Regions from separate parts of the Homo sapiens genome. Here regions 2, 3 and 4 are each linked to region 1. A link is a loop called in an ENCODE intact Hi-C map of the cell type or tissue named here. Cell type or tissue: heart right ventricle. All regions are shown on one strand.

Region 1 (2,500 bases):
ACCTCCCAGGACTCGCCAGATGGGCAGTACGAGAACAGCGAGGGGGGCTGGATGGAGGACTATGACTACGTCCACCTACAGGTGGGTGCCGCCTGCCCAGCCCCGGCTCCTCTTCTGCCACGCTGGGCTCCTGTGCTTAGGGGGAGATTTGTTCTCAGCTGGGGCCTGGTCCCTGGCAAGGCCCTGCACCCTCCTCTCACTTTGACCTCCCTCACCCCACATTGGCCCCATGTGCTAGGGTGGCCATGTCATCGAGCCCTTCGTTGAGTCCCTCGGGCTGGTATCTCTGGTGACCAGCAGCGGTGACTCTGCTGTTCTGTGTGGGGAGACAGATCTGCAGAAATGTGCACACACACAAGGATGCTCTGAGCGTGGGGGAGCAGCAGGAGGTGGTGGGAGGTGGCTGGGACTGCTCCTCCCAGGCTGGCCCCTGGAGCAGAGGCCTGGGTGCTAGCCGGGTGGGAGTCCTGGTAAGGAACATTCCAGGCTGAGCTGGGCCAGAGAGGCATCCAGGGGCAGGGACCAGGTGGCCAGGCCTTTAGGCCAAGGGGGAGGGATTGGGTGTGATTCCTGGTGTTGGAGCCTGGGAAGGCAGGGTGGAGCTTGCGGACTTTCTGCGGGTACCCCACCCTCTGCCCAGTCTCTTCCTGAGCTGGCAGGCGGTGAAAGGGGCTGCCAGGGTTGCTTCCTAGGAAGCCACCTTCTCTGTGTGTCCCCGCATGTGCCAGCCTGGGGGGGCTGTGTCCCACATATGCCAGCCTGGGGGAGTGTGTGTGTGTGTGTGTGTGTGTGTGTGTGTGTGTGTCTGTCTGCCTGCCCCTGCACGTGCCAGTCTGTGTGTGTGTTCACGTGTGCTTGTGTGTGTGTGTGTGTCCACGTGTGCTAGTGTGTGTGTGCGTCCACGTGTGCGTGTGTGTGCGCGCACACGCAGCACCACCTGGTGGCCACTCAGCTCACTGCGCCCGCCACAGGGCTGGCCTGTGCTTCTGGCTCAGAAAACTGGCCTCAGCGCAGCCCCTGTCTCTGCCCTCCAGGGGAAGGAGGAGTTTGAGAAGACCCAGAAGGAGCTGCTGGAAAAGGGCAGCATCACGCGGCAGGGCAAGAGCCAGCTGGAGTTGCAGCAGGTGAGGCCCCGGAGCAGAGCAAGGCCCAGCTTTGCCCGCTGACCCCCTGAGCCCCCAGCTCTTGCCCTGCAGGGCCGACCCCGGGTCCCCAGCTTCTCATGTTGTCTGACAGTGCTCAGAGCTGGGCCCGGCCTGCCACCCCCCTGCCTCCTGACCATCTTCATCTTTTCACTTGGTTTATTTTAAAGTTTTCAAGAGTAATTGTTGGAGACATTTAGGGAATTAGAGAGTGGGGTGAGAGCAGAAAATAGACCCCTCACAGCTGCCATAGGCTCAGCACGGGGCTGGCTCTGCCCTGCTCCTTCCTCCAAGCTGCTCCCTGCATGGCCGGGATGGTGTCCTGTGGGCATTCGACTCTTCTGTCCCAGCATCTGCCATGGCGTTAAGCATTCTTGTGGATTCTTTCAAAGACCACTTAGCGTCTATTGAATGTTTGTATTGTACCCACACTTCCTTAGTATTTTTTTTTTTTTGACACAGAATCTTGTTCTGTCACACAGGCTAGAGTACAGTGATGCGATCTCAACTCACTGCAGCCTCAACCTTCTGGGCTCAAGCGATTCTCCTGCCTCAGCCTCCCCAGTAGTTGGGATTACAGGCGCCTGCCACCACACCTGGCTGATTTTTATATTTTTTATAGAGACAAAGGTTTCACCACATTGCCCAGGCTGGTCTCAAACACCTGGGCTCAAACGATCCACCTGCCTTGGCCTCCCAAAGTGCTGGGATTATAGTGTGAGCCACCACATCTGGCCCCTTATTATAAATATACTGCTGTGTTTATATGCAGACATGTTAATAGAATTTTCCTCATATTTTGAATCAGTTCTTCAGGGTAGGAAAGAGGTATGTAAAAAAACACTAAGGGAGCTTTATTCTGATTATGAAGATAATTTTAAAAGTGAAAATACAGGATAGCACGAAGTGAACATAAAAATATCACCCGTCAAATCTCCCTCGCCTACCTTCTGGGCACCAAGGAGGTGGCAGAGGCAGGGGCCTGAGACCCACGACACACAGCAGTGAGGCTGCAGCCGCCTCATGAGAGCTCGGTGAGAATCACTGAAAAGTGGAAGATGCCTGGGAAGTACCTGGCACATGGAGACACTCAGGAGAGGCTAGACATTGACATCTCAGAACGGTGGCAGGGTGGCAGGGGGTGGGGGCTGAGAAATTACCTAATGGGTACATTGTACCCACATAACAAAACTGCACCTGCACCCCTGTTAAATCTACTAAAGAAAACACCCAAGAAAAGAATAAATGTCACACCTGTAATCCTAACACTTTAGGAGGCTGAGGCAGGAGGATCACTTGAGGCCAAGGGTTTGAGACCAGCCAGGCCACGTAGTGAGACCCAAGTCTGTATACATTAA
Region 2 (2,500 bases), 150 kb before region 1:
GAGAGAAGGTTTCTCTTTTTTTTTGAGACGGAGTCTCACTCTGTTGCCCAGGCTGGAGTGCAGTGTCGGGATCTCGGCTCACTGCAGCCTTCGCCTCCCAGGTTCAAGTGATGCTCCTGCCTCAGCCTCCCAAGTAGCTGGAATTACAGGAGCCTGCCACCACGCCCGGCTAATTTTTGTATTTTTAGTAGAGACAGGGTTTCACCATGTTGACCAGGCTGGTCTCAAACTCCTGACCTCAAGCAATCCACCTGCCTGGGCCTCCCAAAGTGCTGGGATTACAGGCGTGAGCCACTGTGCCCGGCCAAAAAGTTTTCAAAGCAAAAACTTTTTTCATTTGTGGTCACCAGGATGATGTAACCTCTGTCAGTTCGGATTGAATACCTACAACAAATACTCTGAACCTAGGAATTATCTATAGTGATTTTCAAGGTTGCCTGGAGTTAAATAAATTCTAGTGTTCTTAGAAAATTCTATGAAGAGATGAACTTTATTTACACATAGCAGCCTTTTTCCTTTGCTCTTAGCCTCAAATTATAGTGCCAACAAGTTTCAAACATGTATGATTTTAAGAGCCAGATGTCTATCAGGATCACAAACTTTTTTTTTTTAATTTTACTTTAAGTTCCGGGATACATGTGCAGAACATGCAGGTTTGTTACATAGGAATCCATGTGCCATGGTGGTTTGCTAGGATCACAGACTTTTAAAACTTTATTTTGCCGTATTCCTATACCCTTGGTTGTGCCAAATTGTCCTGGTGTGAAAAATGAGTCAAGTTAAATGCTTTAGGTGCTTCTTGGATGTGTAGGGAAGAATGGAATAGGTATGTGAAGTTATGGTAGTCATACAGTTTACTTAGTATGATAATATAAATTGATTTGGGAGCAAGGAAACGAAGACCTTCATTTAAGAAGATGATTATGATACTCTAGGAATGAAGTGAATATATTTTGGTTAACTTTAAAACAGTAATTTATTATTGCTTCATAGGTCTTTAACTTCTTTTACTGTACACTAGAGGGCAGAATTCCACCTGAAAAGATAGCTCGTCTTTGGCAAGATCCCAGAAAGCATTAAGCAGCATTCTTAAGATTGGGTAAAAGAGTCTTGTACATTTTTCTTTGCCTTATTAGATTCGTCTCTTGGTATGATATTTCTATGTACTATGCAGTTTCTACTTTTTTCTTTTATTAGAATTTTTTTTTTCAACTCTACTATTGTGCTTAGAAAGAGAAATGATTTTTCTTCTTTCATTTTTTTCCTTGGGATACAAAAACTTTGTTGTTGCTGTTGTTGTTGTTGTTTTAAATTACAAATAAGAAAGTAAAAATGACCTGTAGTCCCACCACTTAAATTTTTTTCGGAGAGAAGGCAGTGAAAGTTCCTTTCTGCCTTTCCAATTGTTAATTGTCATCCCTAGAAGCTGATAGCTGTTAACTGATGATCAGTTTTGTGCAGATCCTTCCCTGTGCTATGATAATATATTGTATTCATATATATTAATATTAGTCACAAGATTCTCCATTCATACTTACGTCAGTTACTACCTTGGCCTGGAATAATATCTTTGAATCAAGAATGTGAATGAAATTGCCTTTAATAGATTCAAAATATTCCAAGTATTCATGGGAAAATCTTTTAAAAATTATTTTCCTTATTCAATTTCTAATCTATTTACTCTGTACCTGCAATACCTATCAAGGTTTATTTAAAAATAAATTAAGAATAAGTTAAAATCAATGATCAGGGAAAACAATATATACATATATATTGTATACATATATATGTATTGCATTCGTAGATACTTAAAACAAAAGTGGACTTACCCTGTCTGTACTGGTCTGCAATATATATATATATATATATATATATATATATATATATATATATATAGTTTTAGTTTCTTCTTGCAACTTGTATTTTTACTTAACAGTCTATCTTGGGCATCTCTCCAGGTTCAATATAAACATCTGTATTTTTTTTATGCCTGCCTGGTATTCCATTTTGTGACTTCCATAATTTGAGTGCACCTTCTCTTATTGATGAACATTTACAGTTTTCCAAATTTTACAGTTATTAATAATCTGTGATAATCCTTACACATATGTTTTTTATGTTCTCATACTGTTATTTCTGAAGGACAGAATTTTAGAAGTGGGATTGCTGGGTCATTGGGTATGTGCATCTTAAATTCTAATAGCTGCTGCTAAATAGGCAGAAGCAATTTGAAGTCATGCCAGTATTATGTGAGAAGACCAGTTTCCATACATTTACCAATATGTATTTATCTGCATTTCTCCACGATCATTGTAGTAACTGTATCTTTATAACCTGCTGGTTTGTGTGGTGGTTTAAAATTTTTCCTCTTTTCTTTCTCTTTTTTTTGAGATGGAGTCTCACTCTGTCGCCCAGGCTAGAGTGCAGTGGTGCTATCTCGCTCGGCTCACTGCAACCTCCACCTCCTGGGTTCAAGGAATTCTCCTGCCTTAGCCTCCCA
Region 3 (2,500 bases), 87 kb before region 1:
AGAGATGTGTTGTTTCTTCTGGATGCTTATATATAATCTTAAATTTATGGTTTAAAGCAGGGGTGTCCAAGGGAGAGAATACAGTCATGAGTTCTTAGTTTCTGTTTCTGGTTGGGCCCATAAAGCCCCTTCCTCACCCCTCTTTTCCGCTTATCACTAGAGGCAGAAACTGAAAAACATGGCTTCAGGCTGGTAAAAGCCCAAAACAAAACAAAACAATAACAGAATAAGGCAGGTTGGACAAGCTTGGTTTAAAGTATTACCTGAGAGATAGGTAAATCTGTTGAGGCAGAAAGTAGATTAGTAGTTGCCAAGAGCTGGTGAGGGGAATGAAGAGTAACTGCTACTGGATATAAGGGGCTTTTTGGCAGGAGTGGCAATTTTCTAAAATGAGATTGTGGTAATGGATATACTAAAAACCACTGAGTTGTACCATTTTAAATAGGTGAAATCTTTAGAATGTGGATTACATCTCAGTAAAGCTATTATAAAAAGTATTAGCCAGGCTGGGCACTGTGGCTCACGCCTGTAATTCCAGCACTTTGGAATGCCGAGGTAGGAGGATCCCTTGAGCCCAGGAGTTCAGGATCAGGCTGAACAACATAGTGAGATCTTGTCTTGTAAAAATAATAATAATAATTTATTAAAATATTAAAGTATTAGCTGTTAGCTGAGCAAGGCATGATGGCGTGTGCCTGTGACTCCCAGCTACTCAGGAAGCTGAGGCAGGAGGTTCACTTGAGCCCAGGAGTTCAAAACCAGCAAGATCCCATCTCTTAAAAAAAAAATACTAGCTGAGAATAAGAAATAGTAAGTCATCAGATTTTCCAGCATTCTTCCAGAGTACAAGTACATTTAGTAGCTTATATTTGGGTTCTTGTTTCTCTTCATTCTTAGAGGGAAACTATTCCTTGGTGTGACTCAGGTCATGTTTTTGGATTTTGTTCTTTTATTTGCATGAGTCCCCCTCATTTCAGTTGTTTAATTCACATGAGACCATCAATGTCCCATATTCTGAGCCCCTTTCCTTCATCTGAACAGTGAGAACAATGAACACACTCATGCAATCCTTGCAGAGTCACCAGCTGAGCCTCACGGTGACTGGAAGGCCATAGCAAAGCCACTCGTCCCCCAGGAGAGGGTGTCAATCACACACTCTCACAGTCTGGGGTGAGGAGCCCTGGGTCAGAGGCCTTGCTCTCACAGCAGGGAGATCGTGATGCCAAGTTTCCCAAAGCAAATGGCTAATACACAGGGAAAAATCAAAGAATGGAAGGGTCTGCCCTACTTTAGTTGATTGCACTTGATTTTTTTCTTTTTTTTTTAACTAGTTTTCCTTCAAACAATCTGTTGGCAGAGCAGCCAACTTTGTTTCAGCAGACCTTCTTCGTTTGCCAGCCAGTTAACGCTAAAGCATCTTTTTCAAACTTTTTGGCCTTCAGTCATAGTTACACGTTTTACATTATGACCCAGTGTGAGTCATGGTCACATAAAAGCGCATGCTCCGAGGGGGTCTCAGAATGCAAAGAAACTGGACTTGTTTAAGGGTTCATACATCTCCTAGCAGTAGGGATGGGATGAACCTTGGAGGACAAACTACATTTCTGAATGAAAAGGCTGTTTTAGCAACCCCTGGCTAGCAGATTAAGGAAAGAAACTCTACTTACCGTTTTCTCTTGCTCTAGAGATGGAGGATGGGAATTCTTTTTGATGGTCAGTGATACCGTGGGTAAAAATCTTCCATTTGTTAAAGAGAAACAATGTTGTGGTTTACAGATGGCTCAGCTGTGGTTAGCCTCTATGAAAACCATTTCCTGCATGCAGTAAAAAGAAAGTTTTCTGCTTTCAGTATCAAACTACGTGGAAACGAATATTTCTTTGTTGAAATCCATTGTATTGCCTTAGCAAAGTGACACTTAGGGCTCATGCTTAAGTAACCCCATTCTTGTGATCACCCTTGTATAGATGATTGCTTCCTAAGGGCTCTTTAAATCCTGGGTTGTGAGGGGTGGCACCACAGGGGGAACGCTGATGATGCCATATCCCAGCTTTGTGAGGAGAAGTGGAAGCTGCCTCTGGAGGAAGAGGGGCAGGTTGGGATCTGAGCCTCATTAAGTTTTCCCATTGATATTAGTAGAATTGTGGCCTCTAGGAGGCCAGAGCTGCTACCCTGGCAACTGAGTGAGCAAACGATGTTGCGGATGCCACTGAGAAAGTAGATTTGGGAGTCAGGACCCTAGCAGGAGCGCTAAGTGCTGAAAAATGACCTTCACCACTTCAGTCTCGTGTAATGCAACGACCATAAAGCACGTTCCCCCCCAACCCCAGATGTAACTTTGAGGTGTCAAGGATCACAGCTGTGTCCAATGTCTATCTCCTCCTCATTTGGAATTTTGCATGCTTATTTAGTAGCAGTTAGAAGTTTGGGGCTGGGCGTGGTGGCTCACACCTGTAATCCCAGCACTTTGGGAGGCCGAGGTAGGTGGATTATAAGGTCAAG
Region 4 (2,500 bases), 170 kb before region 1:
CTGTATTCCCAGCACTTTGGGAGGCCGAGGCAGGCGGATCATGGGGTCAGGAGATCGAGACCATCCTGGCTAACACGGTGAAACCCGTTCTCTACTAAAAATACAAAAAATTAGCTGGGTGCAGTGGCGGGTGCCTGTAGGAGGCTGAGGCAGGACAATGGCGTGAACCCGGGAGGCGGAGCTTGCAGTGAGCCGAGATCGTGCCACTGCACTCCAGCCTGGGCAACAGAGCAAGACTCCGTCTCAAAAAAAAAAAAAGAAAAATGACAGTACCTTCCAGAATTCTTCATTGTAAGGCAACCTTTTCCTTGGTAATTAGTTGTTTTCGGGTTCCATAAATAATAATAATAATTACTATTATTATTTTGAGACACGGTCTTACTCTGTTGCCCAGGCTGGAGTGCAGTGGTGCGATCTCAGCTCACTGCAACCTCCGCCTCCTGGGTTCAAGCGATTCTCCTGCCTTAGCCTCCCGAGTAGCTGGGATTACAGGCACCTGCCACTGCACCCGGCCAAGTTTTTTATTTTTAGTAAAGACAGGGTTTCATCATGTTGGCCAGGCTGGTCTCCAACTCCTGACCTCAAATGATACGCCCACTTCGGCCTCCCAAAGTGCTGGGATTACAGGTGTGAGCCACCATGCCTGGCCCCATAAATAATTATTGATGATATGAATTAGTAATATATTTTACTGCCTGAAATTATTCTGGAAGCTGTTGAGTTGTACATCCAGTAGGGGACCAGCAGAACGCTGACAGTATAAACTTTTAATAGTTTGAAAGTCCTATAAAAATAATATAGAAAGTATGTTAATGTACCGTTAGGAATATAGGTTTAAAAGTTTTTTGAAGTCTTTTTTGGCTTGAATTATTTTCTATGTGTTATGCAGACTAAGAAAGATTTATTTATAACTTCACTAGTGGCCCTCACATAGAGTGTACAAAAAGCTGGTAAATAACTGTTGCTGTAAGAAGTCATTAGGCCAGGCGCAGTGGCACATGCCTGTAATCCCGGCACTTTGGGAGGCTGAGGCAGGAGGACTGCTTGAGTACTGGAGTTGAAGACCAGCCTGGGCAACATGGAGAAACTCCATTTCTACAAAAAATATAAAAATTAGCCAGTCATTGTGGTGTGTGTCTGTAGTCCCAGCTACTCAGGAGGCTGAAGTAGGAGTGTCCCTTGAGACCAGGAGGCAGAGGTTGCTGTGTGCTGAGATCGTGCCACTGAACTCCAGCCTGGGTGACAGAGTGAGACCCTGTCTCAAAAAAAGTCATAAATTTTCGGTCAAATTAAGTGTTGTGGACTTGTTAGTAAATACTATTATAGTTGTGTGCTGCAAATTTCCTATTTCATTTTTGAAAACAAGTGGATGGTAATTTTAAATGTCCTTGATGGGTATTCAGGGCGTCTGCTGTTTTCTCAATTTGTCAGAAGAGGGCAGCACCATGTCTATAAAAAACAAAACAAAGAAATGAGTATGGAAGCCCTTTTTTCATATGAATTACATACTGTCACATACATTTTATATTTCAAAATGATACATGCTTATTACTTTAAAAATCATGTTACAGAGATATATAATATATATAACATGAAAAGTGAAAGTTCTGTAACTCCCTTCCCCTAAAGAAAACAAAAACCCTGTTAATAGTGGGCATGTTGACAGGATTTTTTTAAACTTAATTTATTTATACTTAAATTTAGGCATTATAAGGAATTCTCATAAGGGGACTTACGAGATCTGAATTTTCATTGATAACAGATACAAATTTGTTGTATGGATTTGAGCATATCTTTTAATTTCTTCATGTCATTATTCTCCTTTTTCTCTCTGTATCAAGTTAAGAGCATTACTACATCTTCAAGAAATGTGAGAAGAGCTGGTGATGACAGGAAGGAATTTGTAGGTCTAAGTGTAAGGTAGTGTTAGCACAAAGTTAGTCTTCAGTTTTCTAACTGTATTTTAATGTTAAATTTTGGGCTTTGATCATTTCATTTTGTTTTTGTCCCTACTTGAAAAATGTTTAGCTTATTAACCTAGGGGAATGGGGGAATATAGTATTTTGTATTCTGCCCTATCACATAACCAGCTGAGCCAGTTAGCTCAGACTTTCCTAAATGATTCACCTTTTGGAAAAAGCCAGTCATGGAAAGTTTCTGCCCAATTAAAGACTTTCAGGAAGTTCTGAGCAAGTGAAAATAAAGTTAAAATGGAATTTCTGTTGAGAACACTTGAATTAACTATTACTAATAATAGGCCTTTTCCTGTCAGAGTTCCCTCTTGTGCGTTAGAGGTGGTCTATAATTTAACTGTTCTCCTGCTTGAAGATATTTTGATACTTGAATCCCTTATTGCTTGTTAAAAGTGGAGTTGTTCTAGGCATACTGTCAATGAAGAGTAATCTGTAATATTACTTGGTGTCAATTACTAAAGTTCCTGAGATAAATATACCAGTGTTTCCTAGTGAATATAGATAGGACTTTGGCACTAAGAAATTTT

What was found. Hi-C counts contacts between places; a loop is a spot of excess contacts. Peaks named below come from ENCODE experiments on the same cell type or tissue, not always from the same donor. Only the 100,000 strongest peaks of a DNase experiment are listed, where the experiment ranks them.
Region 2: it touches region 1 in a loop (8-fold over the local background); 104 of 110 quality-filtered maps call a loop at or near these places.
Region 3: a loop joins it to region 1, with 2.0 times the contacts of the local background. A loop is called at or near these places in 10 of 110 quality-filtered maps.
Region 4: it touches region 1 in a loop (3-fold over the local background); 38 of 110 quality-filtered maps call a loop at or near these places.

The regions. Positions count from the first base shown.
Region 1 is chr16:75,232,470-75,234,969 of GRCh38, reverse strand. BCAR1 (BCAR1 scaffold protein, Cas family member) reads left to right here. Exons shown (of 7, transcript NM_014567.5): 5 at 1-81; 6 at 1,035-1,124. Among named protein-coding and RNA genes, the nearest start is that of CTRB1, 15 kb to the right of the region's middle. RefSeq lists a silencer at 842-901 and an enhancer at 1,061-1,686. In heart right ventricle, a CTCF peak has its summit at 969 (motif pointing left); a DNase peak (open chromatin) is centred at 929; H3K27ac peaks cover 1,521 bases.
Region 2 is chr16:75,384,249-75,386,748 of GRCh38, reverse strand. All of the region lies in intron 5 of CFDP1 (craniofacial development protein 1), which reads left to right. Among named protein-coding and RNA genes, the nearest start is that of CFDP1, 48 kb to the left of the region's middle. In heart right ventricle, a CTCF peak has its summit at 1,015 (motif pointing right); no DNase peak of the experiment used is centred here.
Region 3 is chr16:75,319,269-75,321,768 of GRCh38, reverse strand. All of the region lies in intron 5 of CFDP1 (craniofacial development protein 1), which reads left to right. Among named protein-coding and RNA genes, the nearest start is that of BCAR1, 69 kb to the right of the region's middle. RefSeq lists an enhancer at 1,967-2,136. In heart right ventricle, a CTCF peak has its summit at 1,132; no DNase peak of the experiment used is centred here; H3K27ac peaks cover 1,554 bases.
Region 4 is chr16:75,401,999-75,404,498 of GRCh38, reverse strand. All of the region lies in intron 4 of CFDP1 (craniofacial development protein 1), which reads left to right. Among named protein-coding and RNA genes, the nearest start is that of CFDP1, 30 kb to the left of the region's middle. In heart right ventricle, a CTCF peak has its summit at 1,420 (motif pointing right); no DNase peak of the experiment used is centred here; H3K27ac peaks cover 1,673 bases.